Regions from separate parts of the Mus musculus genome. Here region 1 is linked to region 2. A link is a loop called in an ENCODE intact Hi-C map of the cell type or tissue named here. Cell type or tissue: left cerebral cortex. All regions are shown on one strand. Links, peaks and the distances in the headings refer to the core of each region. The heading gives the core; the rest is flanking DNA.

The links. A loop is a pair of places that touch in the nucleus more often than their neighbours do. Peaks named below come from ENCODE experiments on the same cell type or tissue, not always from the same donor. Only the 100,000 strongest peaks of a DNase experiment are listed, where the experiment ranks them.
Region 1: it touches region 2 in a loop (11-fold over the local background); 2 of 42 quality-filtered maps call a loop at or near these places.

The regions. Positions count from the first base shown.
Region 1 is chr2:142,401,123-142,409,202 of GRCm38, reverse strand. No RefSeq gene overlaps it. Among named protein-coding and RNA genes, the nearest start is that of Kif16b, 500 kb to the left of the region's middle. In left cerebral cortex, for the core only: no CTCF peak of the experiment used is centred there; DNase peaks (open chromatin) are centred at 3,407, 3,823, 4,174, 5,697 and 1 more place; H3K27ac peaks cover 3,051 bases.
Region 2 is chr2:142,260,845-142,268,924 of GRCm38, reverse strand. It overlaps Macrod2 (mono-ADP ribosylhydrolase 2), which reads right to left. Exons shown (of 19, transcript NM_001013802.3): 13 at 7,764-7,832. Among named protein-coding and RNA genes, the nearest start is that of Gm25583, 620 kb to the right of the region's middle. In left cerebral cortex, for the core only: no CTCF peak of the experiment used is centred there; a DNase peak (open chromatin) is centred at 4,033; H3K27ac peaks cover 433 bases.

The DNA.
Region 1 (8,080 bases), core at 1,672-6,671, 140 kb before region 2:
AAAGAGTGGTAAGAATCTTCAGGGAAGAAAGGCAGTATCTGAACTGATACTACTACTGCTTCTACCACTCACTCCAAGGCATTATTAAATCAGCGCCACTCCCATTCCCATCCTTCTCACCCTCCCCATGCTGAGGCTGGACCTCGGCATTATTCTCCATGGCAATAGCTGGCACAAGACACTTTAAGTTAGTTAAGTTGGATCTTCTCCCTGGGAGAGGCATTTTGACCTATAATAACCTCACTTGTGATGGTGTTTAAGACTCTAAACTCATATCAAAATGAAGCATCTGTCTCCTGAATGGTGTGTCTTATGAACAAGGATCTCATAGGGTATGATTTCAACACAGGAATTTTTTTTAAGATTTAATTTTAATTATGTATAGGTGTATGTGTGTGTATGTGTATATGTGTGTGAGTGTGTGTATGTGTGTGTGAGTGTGTGTAGTTATGTGCATGTGAGTGCAAGTGCCAGTAGAAGCCAGAGTCATTGAATCTCCAGTAGCTGGAGATAGTTCTGACCTGCCTGATACAGGTGCTGAGAATTGAACTCAGGTCCTCTGTAAGAGCAAGTGCTCTGAACTGCTGATCTGTCTTTCCAGCCCACAACAAAGAAACCTGTCAGGCACAAACATTCAGAGCTCAGCACACCTCAAGGATTCCACAGTCCTTGTCTTTTTTGCTCTTTCCCTAGACAACCACAGTTGCCTAACAATCCCAGTTTGAACACTTAAAGTGCTACTCGCCAGAAGCCCCCTAATAAGCCAGACTTTTAAATACCAGCTAATATTATACATCCCCTCATTAAGGCAGCTGCCAAAGCACTTTACCATAAGTTTCCACCTTATTATTGAGCCTCATGACCAATCTGAGTTTACCAGAAGTAGTAGTAGATACATCTCAGCATCACCTTTTCACCTCAGGTCCCACCATCTCTTCTTTCCTTCTTTGCTTTCTAATTATGAGTTTACACCCTTGATAGAGAGCTTCAGGTTCCCTGGGAAGCTTTCTTTAAATCCTCACCAACCCCACCCACCCTCAGACCTTCCGATTCAGTGACTCGCAGATGACTCCTGAACTTTGCATTCTAGCAGTTTCCAGGTGATAGTTGCTGATGCTGCTCCCTGGCTGAGCTCCAGTACATGAGAACTCCCACTCCCAAGCCTACTCAGATTCTCAAAGCTAGAGCCTGGAAGAGTGGTGCAAATAAGGCCTGTAGGGCTGTTGAGGTCACTGAGCTTTTGCTTCAAGAACTTCCCATAGATGATTCTCAAGTGTATCCTATATATTACCAGAGCCTGGTTCTGTGTCCCAGACCCTCACTCAAGTAAACACAACATATATTTGCTCAGCTTTCTTCTCTCCCTCACTCCCTGTTTTGTTCTTCATGACATTTCCTCATACATAAGCCATCTGCACCTAAGTCCTTGCCATAGACTCTGCTTGAGTGGATCCCTAATGATGTCAGAGACTTGTGTCTGAATCCTTAGGTCCCTTGACTCCAATCACTGATTTTTCTTAGGATGCTCACACTACATCATATAAAGAGCTCACAGATATAAATAAAGTCAACTTAACTGAGACAAAGGACAGTGAATGTTGTATCTGCTCACAGCATGGTTTCCTCCTCTTCTGTGGTACTCATCTGTTTTGACTGATTGTGCAACTCTGCATAGCTGCTGTCTCTCCTGCTACACTTTGCCAACTGGATCTAGCTTGTTCACCATAATTGCTTTTGTGTATAAAATTATACTTGCTAAGTAATAGGCACTTTTTGAGCAATTTGGAATGAATGACCTGATGAACCAGTTTTTAGACACCACTTAATATTATACTACACATTTATGAATCTGTTTACAAAAATGCTTTACTACAAATTTTCATTTCATTATTCAAAACCACAAGAAGCAGCAAACAGTTTCACTATTTTTTTTATAGAATTGATCAAGTAGCTATTATGTTCTTCCAGGCTCTTTACTAGAGATTATGATACAGAGATATAAAAAAAAAATCCTCAGCAGTTGGGGATATAGCTCAGTAGTAGAATACTGTCATGCTTGACATGCTCCAGACCTTAAAGATAGCCAAGGATAGCGACACATACCTGTAAGCCTAGCATCCAGGAGGCAAAGGCAGGCAGATAGATCTCTGTGAATTCCAGGGCAGCTAGGGCTATATATAGAAACCTTATCTCAAGCAAGCAAGCAAAGAAACAAAGAAAAAAACCACTCAGGTTTCATACACACACACACACACACACACACACACACACACACACACACTCAAAGTTCAGTGTGGACCATTATCTGAGGAGGGTATGGGAAGGACCAATGACAGAAACACTCCTTGCTAGAGAGGCCACAGAGAGTGCCAGAGATGAAAGAGCATTCCAAAACTCTAACATTCTTGAAGCACAAAAATAGAGCAAGGCAGTTACTACAGGACACAAGGTTTGATCAGTGGCCTTGGGGGGATGATGATGATGGTGATGGTGATGGTGATGATGATGATGATACGATAATGATGACATGCATCAAGACAAAAGGGCATTCAATATTCTTCTTTGGCCCTGTCAAAGCAAAGTTGGGGGGGGCAGTGAAGAGTGGGTGAGGCCAAGTTCTGTATACTATAATCCTAGAGGACAGTGACAACATAATAACTGGATGCATCCAGAAACAACTAGAATCTGTCAGGGTGATGACACTAAGGCCATAAATCTCTGTAGTGGGGCAATGGTAGAGAGATTTAGTGGGATGGGAAGAACAGAAATGTCAGTCTGTCAATAGCACCAATCGGTTGTTGGAACTTCAGACAAGCTATGCTGCCTTCATCACCTAAATTGATGACTATACCAAATAAACGTAGACCAGGGTGTTTGGGACAGGGTGATCATGAGGAGGGAGGTGGCAGTAAAGATTCAAGAATGCTGGGGTTCTTTGGTAAGCAATTAGGTGTACAGTTCTGCAGCTTGGGAGATGTAGTCCAAGCATAAGGAAGAAGGTGCTCAAATTGTGCAGAGAGGATACTCAGAGTGAAATTCAGAGTTCACCACGTCCCAGATCCTATCAGTATATGTAAAACTATCCTCAAATTCTGAGGTTTACAGGAGCAGTGGTCATTGATTCAGTCATCAGTCTGTATTGGCCCGAAGCCACAGGCACCACCCACATCTGTCCCACATACTTTCAGACAGGGTGAGCTGAGTAGAGGGAGAGGCTCCACTTTCAACACAGATTTGAAGGCCTTCTGAGAAGTACAAATTACATGCTTAGCAAGTGGTGCGAGCTACCAGTCAGAGCTCAATGTGTGTAGCCTGTGGGACAGAGGCTTCTAGGATGTTGGGGGAGGGCTTCTTTCTGGACTCCCTAACAGTGATGTCTTGGGGCTCGAGAGGACCATGCTGAAGCACTGCTGAAAGTGTATCCACTATATGTTCTCTTACAACGTTACAGAACCACTCTCTAGGTGTTTACAAGCTCAGCCCCATCCTAAAGGGAGGGGACATACCTCCGCCTCTTATTCTGAATGGGAGGCATGTACCAGTGACACTGTGAGATCAGTGCATGGATAGGAGGTCATCTTTGATAGCTACATCTCGAATGTGACACCCTTTTTTTTTTTCTTTTTTAATGAAAAGCCCAGAAAAGAAAAGAGCCTGAGTATCATGACCTGAAGCTTTATGCTCTTTCCCTCTGTAGTCCAGCTACTCCGTGTTCACATGCAGCCTGTCAGCAGTGCGGAGTGGGAGCCCCAGCCTTGGAGCCTGCACTTTAATACAATGCCTGAGTTAGCTATCTGCACTGTGTGTGACAAAATGGTTCTTTGGGCCACACTGTTTTCTCTGGCTACAGAGGCTCAGGGCTTCCAAGTTCTCAATTGCTATGTAGCATCCCTTCAGCCTCCTCTCCAACTCCATTTCACACAAAGTGTCAAACCTGTGTTTCACAGAGATACCTGAGAGGCAGGTGCAAGGGTTTTTGGAGCCATGTGTACTCATTTCTCACACGCTAATCCCTGGAAGGCTTTTTTTTTTTCTTCTTTTTTTTTCTTTTTAAATGTGGAGTAGGAAGAACGGAGCATCTTTTTCTAGAGCATAGAAAACAGCATCTGACAGTGGGGTGGGCTGGTCTCAGCTGACTGGTAGACTGGCATCAGGGAAGAGCCTCTCAGTTCATTACCTTCCAGCTCAGTCACACTGCTTTGGGGAAGACAGAAGGTACTGGAAACACCTTCCTAAATCCCATTAATCCTTATGGATGAAGATACAGGGTCTTAAGCCATCTGCTTTGGGGCAATGAATAAAGAAATAGCATGTGCCATCACTGGCCAGAATTCTATACAGCAAGAAAACATGGGTGGATCCTTTGGAATAGATCGAAATAAATAAATCAAAACCCACAGCCCTTCTGCATGCTAATGAGGAAGGTCACCAGTCGATTGTGGACACTCATAACCTAAAGGCTGATGTCGCCTCAAATTGGCATCACATGTTCCCTGTTTACCCATTGATAATTTTGAACACGGACGGATGCTGTGTCAGGCACTGCAGATGCAACACCGAAGAGGCTCCACCCTGCATGGGGTAGGAATTAGATGTAAAAGTGGAAAGCCACGCGTCAGGGTCAGGAAAGCAGATGTCAGGGTCAGGAAACCAGATCCAAGCCCAGTTTCTTTAGACTCAGAGTAATTGCCCCTGGCCTCTGACGTTGTGCAGCTGTGATTGGCAGGCCTGAACAGAGATAGGTTCACATATGCCTTGGCCTCTAAAATGAGAGCCTGTGCCAGCCAGCCTTTGCCAGCCTCATGCTGAGTGACTATATCACAGTCCTTGCTTAGGGGTCAGCTCCCTCTTGATGCAAGGCCATGGGCCATGGGTGTCCCCAGCGACAACTGGCACTTCTGCATTACCTCTTAAATTCTCAGTATAGACAAAAGGCCCTTAAAATAGCTGGATATCTCTGAATGCCGAGAGTTTTAAGAACTGGAGTTGGTCCTCTGCATCTCAGCATGCACTCTCTGACTCTCTAGGATCCTAGGCCAGGGTCTCTGCCTGTGTCACTGCCTTAGGTGTCCTTCTGCCACATCAGCTTGCTACAGTCATCTTGCAACCTTGCTGAGAGAAATCAAGACAAGATAGATTGTAATTCTTTCGAGGGTTGTGTGCTATAGTTGAAGAGTGGTTGTGTCTGTTAAGCATCCTGATACTGTGCAACTGGGCCAAAGATAATGTTGAATGGCAGATTGGGTCTCCAGCAGAGTCTACCAGCTTGTCTTATAAGTAAGTTTGCCACACCCTACCACCCCACTAGCACTGTCTAAGGTTGCTTAATGGCATGGCTGAGTAGTTGCCACTGAGACTAGTCCCTCAAACCTGCTGACCTATCTTGCCATTTGCAAGACAATTGCAAACTCACCCCTGATCAAAACTATGGATTCTAATAGACTGGGAAATTCATAGACCAGGGATACCTATCAACCCCCAGTCTTGTAGCCTACAGCAATTCTGACCTAATTGTTCTACAGTGCACCATGGGTACTGAGATTCATAAATGCTTGCAAGCAACACAGATGGGCTGCAGGCCCCAATGGGTTAACTGGAGCATCCTTAGTGCCTTCCTCTTGTCTCCTTCCCAATTCAACCATGTGACTGTCATTTTTAGATCTGGAATTTGCAGCTGATTCCTGCAGCTGCTTTGGGAAACAGATTTTAAGGAGAAAGTTAAAATGCACAGCTGAGAACTGTGACTCCCCCCCACACACACACCCAGCACATTTATATGCAAATAGCCAAGAGCCTTGTTTTTGCAACCATTAAAATTGAATCCCAAACTGAGTTATCTTTTTTTGCACTGTTTAACCTTCCCTGCTTTTCCCCCCTTTGCTTTTAGGGGTGCATTCCTACCAACCTCTTGCTTTTCTTCTGCATACCCATGCTCAGCCATTTGCCACTTCCTTATTAATGAAAACAGATTATGTTTCATTTCCTTAGAGCTGTGTTTGCTAGGAGAGGTTGCTTTTTAGTATTTGCCAATTTCTACAGGGAAGGAGCTATTCTCTTCTGTAGGATTAAGATGAAATCTGCCTGAAAAGGAAGCTAAGGGTAGACATACGCATGTCCAAGGCTGGGGCTATCCTGTGGTAATTTTAAGATGCCATCAGATCCCTTTTCGTAGGGGAAAAGTAATGATTTTAGAGGCAAAGTCCTCCATCTACTTACTGTTGTGTTCTAGGAGGGAGACTCACATACTGCTACAGAATTCAACAGTATCTAAGGGGCTGGTGAAAAGTACACCTACTAGGTTCCTAAACCTAGGATAATAATAATGATGGAAGATGGCCTGAAGAATGGTGAGATATTCTCTCTCTCTCTCTCTCTCCTCTCTCTCTCTCTCTCTCTCTCTCTCTCTCTCTCTCTCTCTCTCTCTCTCTCTCTCTCTTCCTTCTTTCCTTTTAAAATATGCTAGCATTCAAATAATATACAAGTCCACCAAAATGGATGAGTGGGGAAAAGCACTTGCCACTGAGCCCGAGGACCCAGTTTCCATCCTTGGAACCCACACACATGGTGGAAGAAGAGAATGGACTTCTGCAAGCTATTCTCTGACCTCTGACCTCTTCATGACCATGCAAACACACTGAATGCAATAATTTAAATTTTTTAAAATCTAATTTTATACTCATTGGTGTTTTGCCTGTGTGTTTGTCTGTGCACAACGTGCATACCCTATCTCAACAGCTATCAGAAGTGGGTGTTGGATCCCCTAGACCTAGAGTTCTAGACTGTTGTGAACTGCCATGTGAGTGCTAGGGATTGAACGTGGTTCCTCTGAAATCATAAGTGCTCTTAACCACTGAGCCACCATTCCATTTCCGATTATATGTTTTAACTATGCAAAATGAGTCCTAAATGGTGTTGCATGCATTTAATCCCCATACTGGATCAGAGTGGGAGTGTGTGTGTCTGAGATGGTGGCAGGATGGGGGAGGGGAGATTCACTGTGAGTTTGTTCAAGGATTGGTCTACATAACAGCAAGGTCCTGGCCAGCTAGCCAGGGTCATCTATAAAGATCTCCTCTTAAATTAAAAAATAGGGGGAAAAAAAGGCAAATGAAGCATAATTCATTCATTTGTGTCTTTCATGAACCTTTCCAAATGCTCATCCTTTCTCGTTTCCATAGCAATAGTGTCAAGATCAATTGGGGACATTCTTTAACACTAGTTATGGTTCTTTTCCAGGGTCTACAATGAATTTAGTTTTGTCTTCATAGATTCCTTGGATCTGGAACAATTTATTGGTTTTTCTTTGTCTTTAATGACCTTGACATCTTGGAAATGTGACAGGCCTGCCATTTATAAACTTCCCTTCCTTTGTTATTTTTTGGAAGGGTAGAGATCCCGAGACAATTTGATCATGCAGCTAGAATTGAGAACATTGACCCAAGGTAATTGAGGACAAAGCCTTGTGCTTGGTAAATTGCCTCTAGGGATCACGAGAAACAAAGTAATAGTGACTAGAGGAGAGTGTGGCCAGCAGAGCCCAGATCTATCTATGTACTCTTTCTCTAGAGCTTTCTTCAGAATGGCTGCTCTCTATTGTCCCTTCTCTTCCTCATATCAAGATCACAGATTAGAGAATCCATTTGGCACTGGCCCAACTTTCTCATACCATACTGACATGGAGTCACTTTCAAAACTGGATCACGTCCCGCTTTTGCTGAACACCAAGGAAAGATGGCTGAGTGTTTGCTCCTGTTCCTGTAGACTCTCCATGACAGGGCTTGGGCTTCTCCTAACTGCACCTCTCACTACAATGGCAGTTCTCAGAGCTTGGGAGTAAGCCAACCACCTCAGGCCTTTGCTTTTCCCTGTGTGGAACAGTTTCGGGTGGCTGGATGCACACGAGGAGTCTGGTAATCCTCAATGGCTTCCACTCTGGGCTTGTTTTCCCACTTCCTGTGCTTCCTTTGCATTCTCCCTCATCACATGATGGGAAACTCTGCCTGAGCCTCACTGAAGGAGGGTGATGAAAAGAAAAGAAACAGCGAAGAGAATGTAACAAACAAAATTGGTTAAGAGGAGA
Region 2 (8,080 bases), core at 1,599-6,598:
TAGTTTAGCATTGAGGAATGAGGCGGGAAGAAGCCGAGAAAGGTAAATGTGTGTGTTGATAACTGCTGTCATTGAAATGTTTGCGCAGAAAATCTACAATGGAAGGAAGGAGGGAGAGCGAAGGGAGAGGAGGAAGGGGTGGGATAGGGACTGACTGTGGGCTTTACAATGGAGTCAGGGTTTTAACAGAATGCTGAACAACTCAAACACATAGACTTCCGCCTATGACGCACTGGGGAAGTAACAGGAAGTGAATGGTACACCTGGAGGCACAGGAAGCCTGAATATGATGCAAAAGGCCTGGGCTGTCTGCTTGTGAGGAGCATATCTGAATGCTCTATGCCATCATAACCTTGACACCACGATAGTGTCAGGGTCTTAATGAGGAACGAGTTAGCTAGCTATCTGCAAACTGCTCTTTCTCCCTGATGCCTTATTTCAGAGCTCTGTGCACTTTGCTCATGGAATAGTGTTCCTGGGTTGCCCTTCTTCTCCCGTCCTGTTCCTCACCCTTTGCCTCTTGCTCCATCAGGAAGGAAGGCCCCCTCCTGGCTCCCAAAGCTGGGTTTGAGGGACAGAATAGCAGATAGAATTTGGGTTCAGGCAGGCTTGGTTTTCAAATTCTGTTTTTTTGTGTTTTTTTTTTTTTGTGTGTGTGTTTTTCAATGTCCTGGATCTATTACCTGAAAAGTTGAGATAATACTAGTGTTTAAAAACAGCAAAGACATGTTGCTTTATACCCATTCAGCTGGAAAAGGTTAGAAAGAACAAAGCAGCAATTGCTGATGGAAATATGGCTTCTTACAGCCTTTAGAGGCAGAGCTTTTGGCAATGTCTATTAAAACACATACTCCGGAAAGCACTGTTCACATTCCTGGAATCTTTCCCATACAAATAAAAGCACTAGCATATGACAATCTATGGGCAAGAGCAGCCATTGCAACATTGTTTGTATGGCAATAAAATGGAAAGAAAGTGCTTGCTCATCATAGGAGAATCGCTGAATAAATTATAATACAGCTGAACTATGAGCCATGATTTGGGCTTTAAAGTGGATGAATTAGATCTACAGAGAGAGAGAGAGACTGAGAGTGATTTCTATGAAAGTTTGCTGCTCATAACAAAGTGATATTCAAAAATATATGGAGAATATAATACAATGTTTATAAATGAACAAACATTTATTTAATGATAGTTAAAATGTCTCACTTTCCAGATGGGTGGGATGCTAGTATTATAGTATTATATAACACAGGTTCTGCTATCATTATTATTTAATATATGGTGATGCTGAGGTAGAGGGAGACTAAATAACATGCCAGTGATCACACCATTTAGTCAATATACAAATGAAATTTAGACCTGGAAAACTGAAAACCAAGATTAAATGGTTAGGGTTTTTTTTCTTTACATTGAAAATAATTGGAAGGTAATAAATAAATAACAAAAGAAAATTACATTAAAACCATATTTTATAGGTTATGTAGTATACTTTGTTAATATAATATTGTGTATTTGTAATATTCAGAGGTATACAAAAGAATATTCACCAATGCAAATATTAATTATATCAGGGTAAATAGATTGCTTTTTATATTATTTATTGTCTTTGCATTGTTTGAATTTGCTACAATGAACATACATTTAAAAGTAACTACATAAGTTACTGAAAAAACAAAACATTTTTTTATTCATTAGCATTTTCTTGCAGAAACCATCTAATATTTACGAGAGGTAAGGAATGTTTGTGGCCTGTTCAAAATGTAACAGAACCAAGAAGCAATTAAAGTGGAGATTAGGTGAGTACAGTGGGCTTATTTATTAGGAAATAAAGGTACAAGAAGTTAAGGGATCAAAAATCGGAGTGGAATTTCAAATCCATGTTCATGTTTAAATGGTAATTTCAAACAGATATGCATTGTAGAATAGCCTAAGAAATAAAACTTAATAAGTGTATGTGGATGCTGAGAAAAATATCTCAAGTTTATTTATCAGTATTTTACAAATGCTAATTTTTCAGAATTGAAATTGTAGGTTATATTTTTCTCTTTTTTTCCTTATTTATATAGTAGTTATGTCTTGCTTTTAAAAATAAGAAAATATATACAAACAAGGAAGATATTTTAACTGTTTGCCTAGTAAATGACCAAAGGATCAGAAATTTATGATGAAGAACTGATCATATACACCACACACACACACACACACACACACACCTAAAATGCACAAGCCACATGCATGGAGCCACATACAATGGAGAAAACTGTAAATAACTGAATAATTCAATGTTAGGGCTCTGATAGTGTAAATGGTGGGACACCAGATGATAGAATGTCATATGCCTCTGAGGCATATTTAAAGACACAAGAGAATATTCATGGCCCTCCGTTAAATGAAGCAACAGAATAGACTTTAAAAAAAATGTTTGCAATTTAATCCTTGAAGGGGAAATCATTATGTGCTCTTAGTTTTCATCCTTTCCTGTAGGAACAATGTTCTAAAACGAATGCATGCCCTTTCTATAAACAAAGACAAATGCTTCAAGCTCACTTAGGTATCACCTGTGGGGGTCACATTAACATAGTGTCCCTACTTCTCCCTTTGCCTGAGCTCCCTATTGAGAAACAGGGTCACTAACTGTAGGCACAAATAAAGCAGTGGTGGCAGCTAGAGACGTGTTGTTTGCGCTGTTCCTTCCTCTTCACCGGAGGACCAAAGGGCAGCCACCTTCCAGCAATGTTTAGTAAGACTGACAGTCCAAGAGTGGGCATCTGAGAGGCACTGATGTGCATTCAGACCCTCTATACATGCTGACCTGGAGGAGGGTACGGATTTGCTTCTGCTATGATGGGTGGGTATCAGGATGAAGGCCTCAGGAGGGAATGGTGGTTAGTAAGGGCAGGAAAAGGACTAAGAAAGTTCATATTAAGGTGGAGAATAAGGCAATTTCCTAGGTGGCACAATGTTTTATTTCTCTGCAGTGATTTAGGTAAGGAATAGAGAAATAGAGCAATTTAGGTAAGGAATAGAGAAATAGAGCAATTTAGCATGGCTGGCTACTCTACCCGTGATAATGGCACCACCAACGATCACCTTTTACACTCAACTTTCTCAACGTGACCTCACCTTTCTTATTTGGCTCTGTTACCATAGCTGATCTTCCTCCAGCTTTCTTTTTCCTTTTTTTTTCTTTTTTTTTCTTTTTCTCTTTCCCTTTCTTTTTCTTTTTCTCCAGTCATTTTGACCTCCATGAGGTCTGAAACTAGATTAAGGATTTAGAATTCCTTTCTCAGGTGACACCCTACCTCATAAATGCCAAACAGCATTGGCGTGACTTTCATGGAGTTCCAAAGGGACACAGCTCGGGTGTGCACCTGGGTATTAATTGATTTTGATTTTAATATTAATGAGCCTATGATTTGGTCTAGTTGACCTTCAAATTCAAATTAGGTACTGATTAAATAATAAGGCAGGTGAGTCTGGATGTGTTTGCACAGCATATCCCTCAGCCGCTCCCCAGTAAGGTGTCTTGGCAGTGGGTGAGGATGACATGAAAAACATGGCGACAGCTAGAAGAGAGAGTGGTCCTGACCTAACGAGACAACTATACATTTAACAATAACCTAGGCTCTTCAGAAGTTTCAATCAGAGCATTCTTTATTACTGCATTTGACTCCTGTGTTTTATGGACTTGCATCTGATTGCTTGCATGTTTGCTAACTCAAATAGAATTTGTTTTCAAAATGTAAAGTTTAAAATCTGTTAAAGAAAAAAAAAAAGAGCATCCATAACAGTAAAGGGAGAATTTCTCAGCAGATAAGTTCACGTTCAATTGATTTTGCAAATAATCTCAGAGTGCCTATCAAAGGCCACGAATACCTATTTCCCAGGGCCAACTTTATCATTTCATCTCAGTCCTGGCTCTCAAACCTACCCTGTGTGGATGAACGGTTCATTAACATATCCCACCTCCTCATCCCTTAGCCTCTCAGCTCAAGTCCTGCCCACTCAGCAGCCATAAGGACTTACTGGGAGCAGGTGTCTTTCTCAGTGTAGAGACTACAGCCTACTGTGATCTTTAAGCAGACAGTTTTGCCTTGCTACAATAACTACACAGTCCATATTTATTTGGGGTAAGTGGGCAAGAACACCTAGACTTGGTTCCCAGTGGGAAGTATGTCTACAGTAAGAGAATCACTAGTGTAGACTATGCTTAGGTTCTAACACTTCTTGAATTTTTTTCAACTTTCACATAACTGTTTGGTTTAAAAAAAAAAAAAAAAACACAAAACCTTCTGTTCCAAGAATAAAGACAGCCTCATTTTGCTTGCTTGTTTTCAACTCCTATATTCTAGAAGATGCTAATTTCCAGTATAGACTAAAATCTTAACAAATATAAACCCAGCCAACTGACAAGCAACAGTGTAAACCACTGAGCTGGGCACAAACACTATGGGTATCACCCTGGAGCAAGAGTCCTGCTATTCCAGACCAGGAGCAATTCCAAGACCCGTGAAAGATGCTCCTCTGGGAGTGAAGTCTCCAAAAAGTCAAGAGAACAGGGCTCCTTTAGGACCTTTGATCAGCAGAAAATATTCTGCCACTTACAGTGGAGAGTGTCATAAGCATTTCTATAAGTGATCTTGTGACTGTGGAGTTCTGAAATAGCCCTGGTGTCACTAAGGACAGATATTTCTGCATGAACGCTAATAACAGAAAAGATTTGAAATGAATCCTAAACACTTATGACTTCCTTTTAACCTCAACTTGACCTCAATCTTGGATGATTTCAATGGAAAATTCTTTTTCTTAATTCTAAACTGTGCATCTGTCAATCGTGATGACAGCTTGGCAAGCATCAGCGACTGAGTCTGAACGGATAATCCATTTAAAAAAAAAAACCAGTGCCCTTCTATGAATGTTATTTCAGGAGATAAAGGCAAAATCCGCATCCTATGTGTTTTACTGTTAATTTAAACCAGATTACATACTCACATAGATCACAAAACTTGTTTTCTAAATAAAAAAGGTAATGGAAATTAACAATTTAATTCCTACAAAATCTCCTAAATCTTCACATTTAGTCTCATACATTTGTGATACATGACAATTCTTTGATGAAGTTAGCATCATTAAAAGTCTTATTTTAAGAAAAAAATCCTAAAAGTATTCTGAAAAATAATTGATCCTTGCATGAGCAATTAACGGTGTGAGATCCTAAAAGCATCAAGAATATCACAAGCAGCGTGTTTTATGAAGGTGTGATGTCTCCCAGCTAAACAACTCAACAGCAAGAAATCTCAGCTTGAAGCATTCAAATTAGACTGTTCCTCGCTCATACTTCTTACACTCTGTCTTTCAAACTTATGATGCCTTTACAGTTTTATGATAAGCTTTACAGTTTTATGATGACTGAGACATCCTTTTTGTTTTTTCTTGGTTGTTTTTGGTTTTAGTTTTTTGTTTTTGTTTAAAAATAAGTACCATCTTCTATCTCTGTAAAATGACTTAGTTTCTCATTAAGTTTCTCAATAAGAATTACATTTTTAGGTGTGTAAAGTATTTTTGAAATAAGAGATATCTGAACATAGGCCTATATAGGATAAAGGAAAGTTGAAAATTGGCAATAAACAAAAAAGGGGATCATTCAAGATGACAGCAGTATCCTGGACACTGTTGGTCTAGTCAGATCTCCTCTGGGAAGGAGCAGTTATTTTCCCAGGTACCTGCATATGTCATCCATTTCTGGCTTCTACAATTACCCTAATAGAAAGGAACTCTTTTTCTCAAAAAACCACACACATCCCTTCCCAGGATAGCCAGCAACCAGAATCTATGGCAGGATCCTCTTGCATTATGGTTCATCTTCATAATGTGATTTGGAACCAATCTCTTCTGACAGTTCACTGGAACCTCCTCCTCTTCTTCTTCTTCTTCTTCTTCTTCTTCTTCTTCTTCTCTCTCTCTCTCTCTCTCTCTCTCTCTCTCTCTCTCTCTCTCTCTCTCTCTCTCTGAGATAAACAAGTCACTTTCTAATAATCTGTCTTGGTCTCGAAAGTCTGTTCTATATGAAGGCCAGAGAAACAGCAAGGAAACTAACCTGTGCTGTGATATTTTGTGAGGTAGATATTATCTACTGAGCACGTATATGTGTACATGTGTGTGCCTGTGTCTGTGTGTCTGTGTGATATGTATGTGCACAGGTGGATGTCATGGAGCATTCTCCTGTATCATCCTCTGGATTATTTTCTTGAGACATGGTTTCTCAACTAATCTGGAGCTCACCTGGCAGGCAGCAAGTGTAGTGATCTTGCCCTCAATCTCAGTCCTAGGATCGCAGAGGTCTTTATGTATAGGTGTTTATATGTAGGTGTTTATATGTAGGTGTTTATATGTAGGTGTTTATATATAGGTGTTTATATATAGGTGTTTATATATAGGTGTTTATATACAGGCCATTGAGACTTAGGGAGCTTTTGTTTGGTTTTGTTTTTCATTGTTTTCTAGTTTTTTGAGACAGTTTCCTCTAGCCCTAGACTGGCCTCAAATTTGCAGTATAGATGATGCTGACCTTGACCTCTTAATCTTCTTGCCTCAGACTCCTGAGTGCTATGGTTACAGGCATGAGCCACTGCCACTGGCTTAGATGCTTGGCATCTGACCTCAGCTTCTCATGCTTCCACAGAAAGTGCTTTGATCCACTGTTTCATGCTCCCAGCCCGAAGATAGACATTACTCTTGCCCTCATTACAGAAGGGAAAACCGAAGTACCAAGAAGTTCACCATGTATTTCCTTGCTAATCATTTGTTCACTTCTTTAATTATCTGTCAAAAGTTAGCTATGTAACTGGGAGCAGAACTAGGATTAAGCCCCAAGCATATAACCCAATTATTTATACTCCTTATCAACTGCCCTCAACTACATGTATTAAAACAAAGACTCACCAGGAAATAGGACGTGGAATTATATATGCCATTGAGTACTAAAATTCCAAGACTATTTTGATTTCCTCGACAGATTAAAAGACCAGTTAGTCTTCATGGCAGTGTATGCCTGCTTTTGTATCAGATCAGATTGAAGAATTAGATTCGAAGTACATATGTAAGTTCTAAGTAGATGATATGCTGTACAAGATACCCACTTGGTCAAACATAATTGGTCTAGTCTGGCAGGTATCAAATATTATTTCTAATGGGAAGAGTTACCCATCAATCAGGAGGGAGAAGAGAAAATGACCCATCTTATTTCCCTTTAATATTTTTGAAAGCATTTACATCCCTGTTTTGTGGCACTTATCTCTATACTGGTTAAATTTTCTCCTAATTATTATTAGTTTCTTCTTAGTGATAGTCCAGAGAAATGTGGCCTTGCCTCAGGTTGATTTGTGTGGATGCCTTTCAAACATTTCTCCCTTAAGCCATGGGCCTCTGGTAGGTGGTCCTCAACGCCATGCTTTCAAACTTATGCCTAGGAATAGTTAGTTACAAACAGCAGAATCGGCAAATTCTTGAGTTCCAGATAAACATTTTTTTTTCTCTAACCACACTTTCTCTGTGCCTGCTCTTATTTTTACGAACATTATTTTTAGAGGAACAAATGTAAATGTATATATAAATTCTGAAGAGGCTCGATATGGCATGGAGCAGAGTGGGTGGGATCCTTGTGTTCAAAATAGAGGCTTTCACTGCATCAGTTTCTCGCATAAACGAACCCTGCATGGTTTACTTTTAAGGACCTGTGAAGTTTAGATGTGGACTCATACCTTCATCTTTGTGGACTTCAGCTTTGTCTTCGGAAGCTGGGCTGGGCACAGGGGTGGTGTTGACACCATCTATAAAACAGAAAGAATGCCTCAGGCTTAGTACTTCAGGCTGTGGCTTTTCCTTCCCTACAGCTCCCTCACCACTGGCCTATGAAGGTGTCAGTGTCCTTCACACGCTGAATGGTCTTACAGGAGCAGAGGGTTGTAATGCATTTTTAAAATATATATAAGTAATGAAGCATACATCTTCACATAAGACAGAGGCTAATGAACTACAAAATGTATTCTGGGTAAGGCTTGTTTGTTGGCTGTAGTTT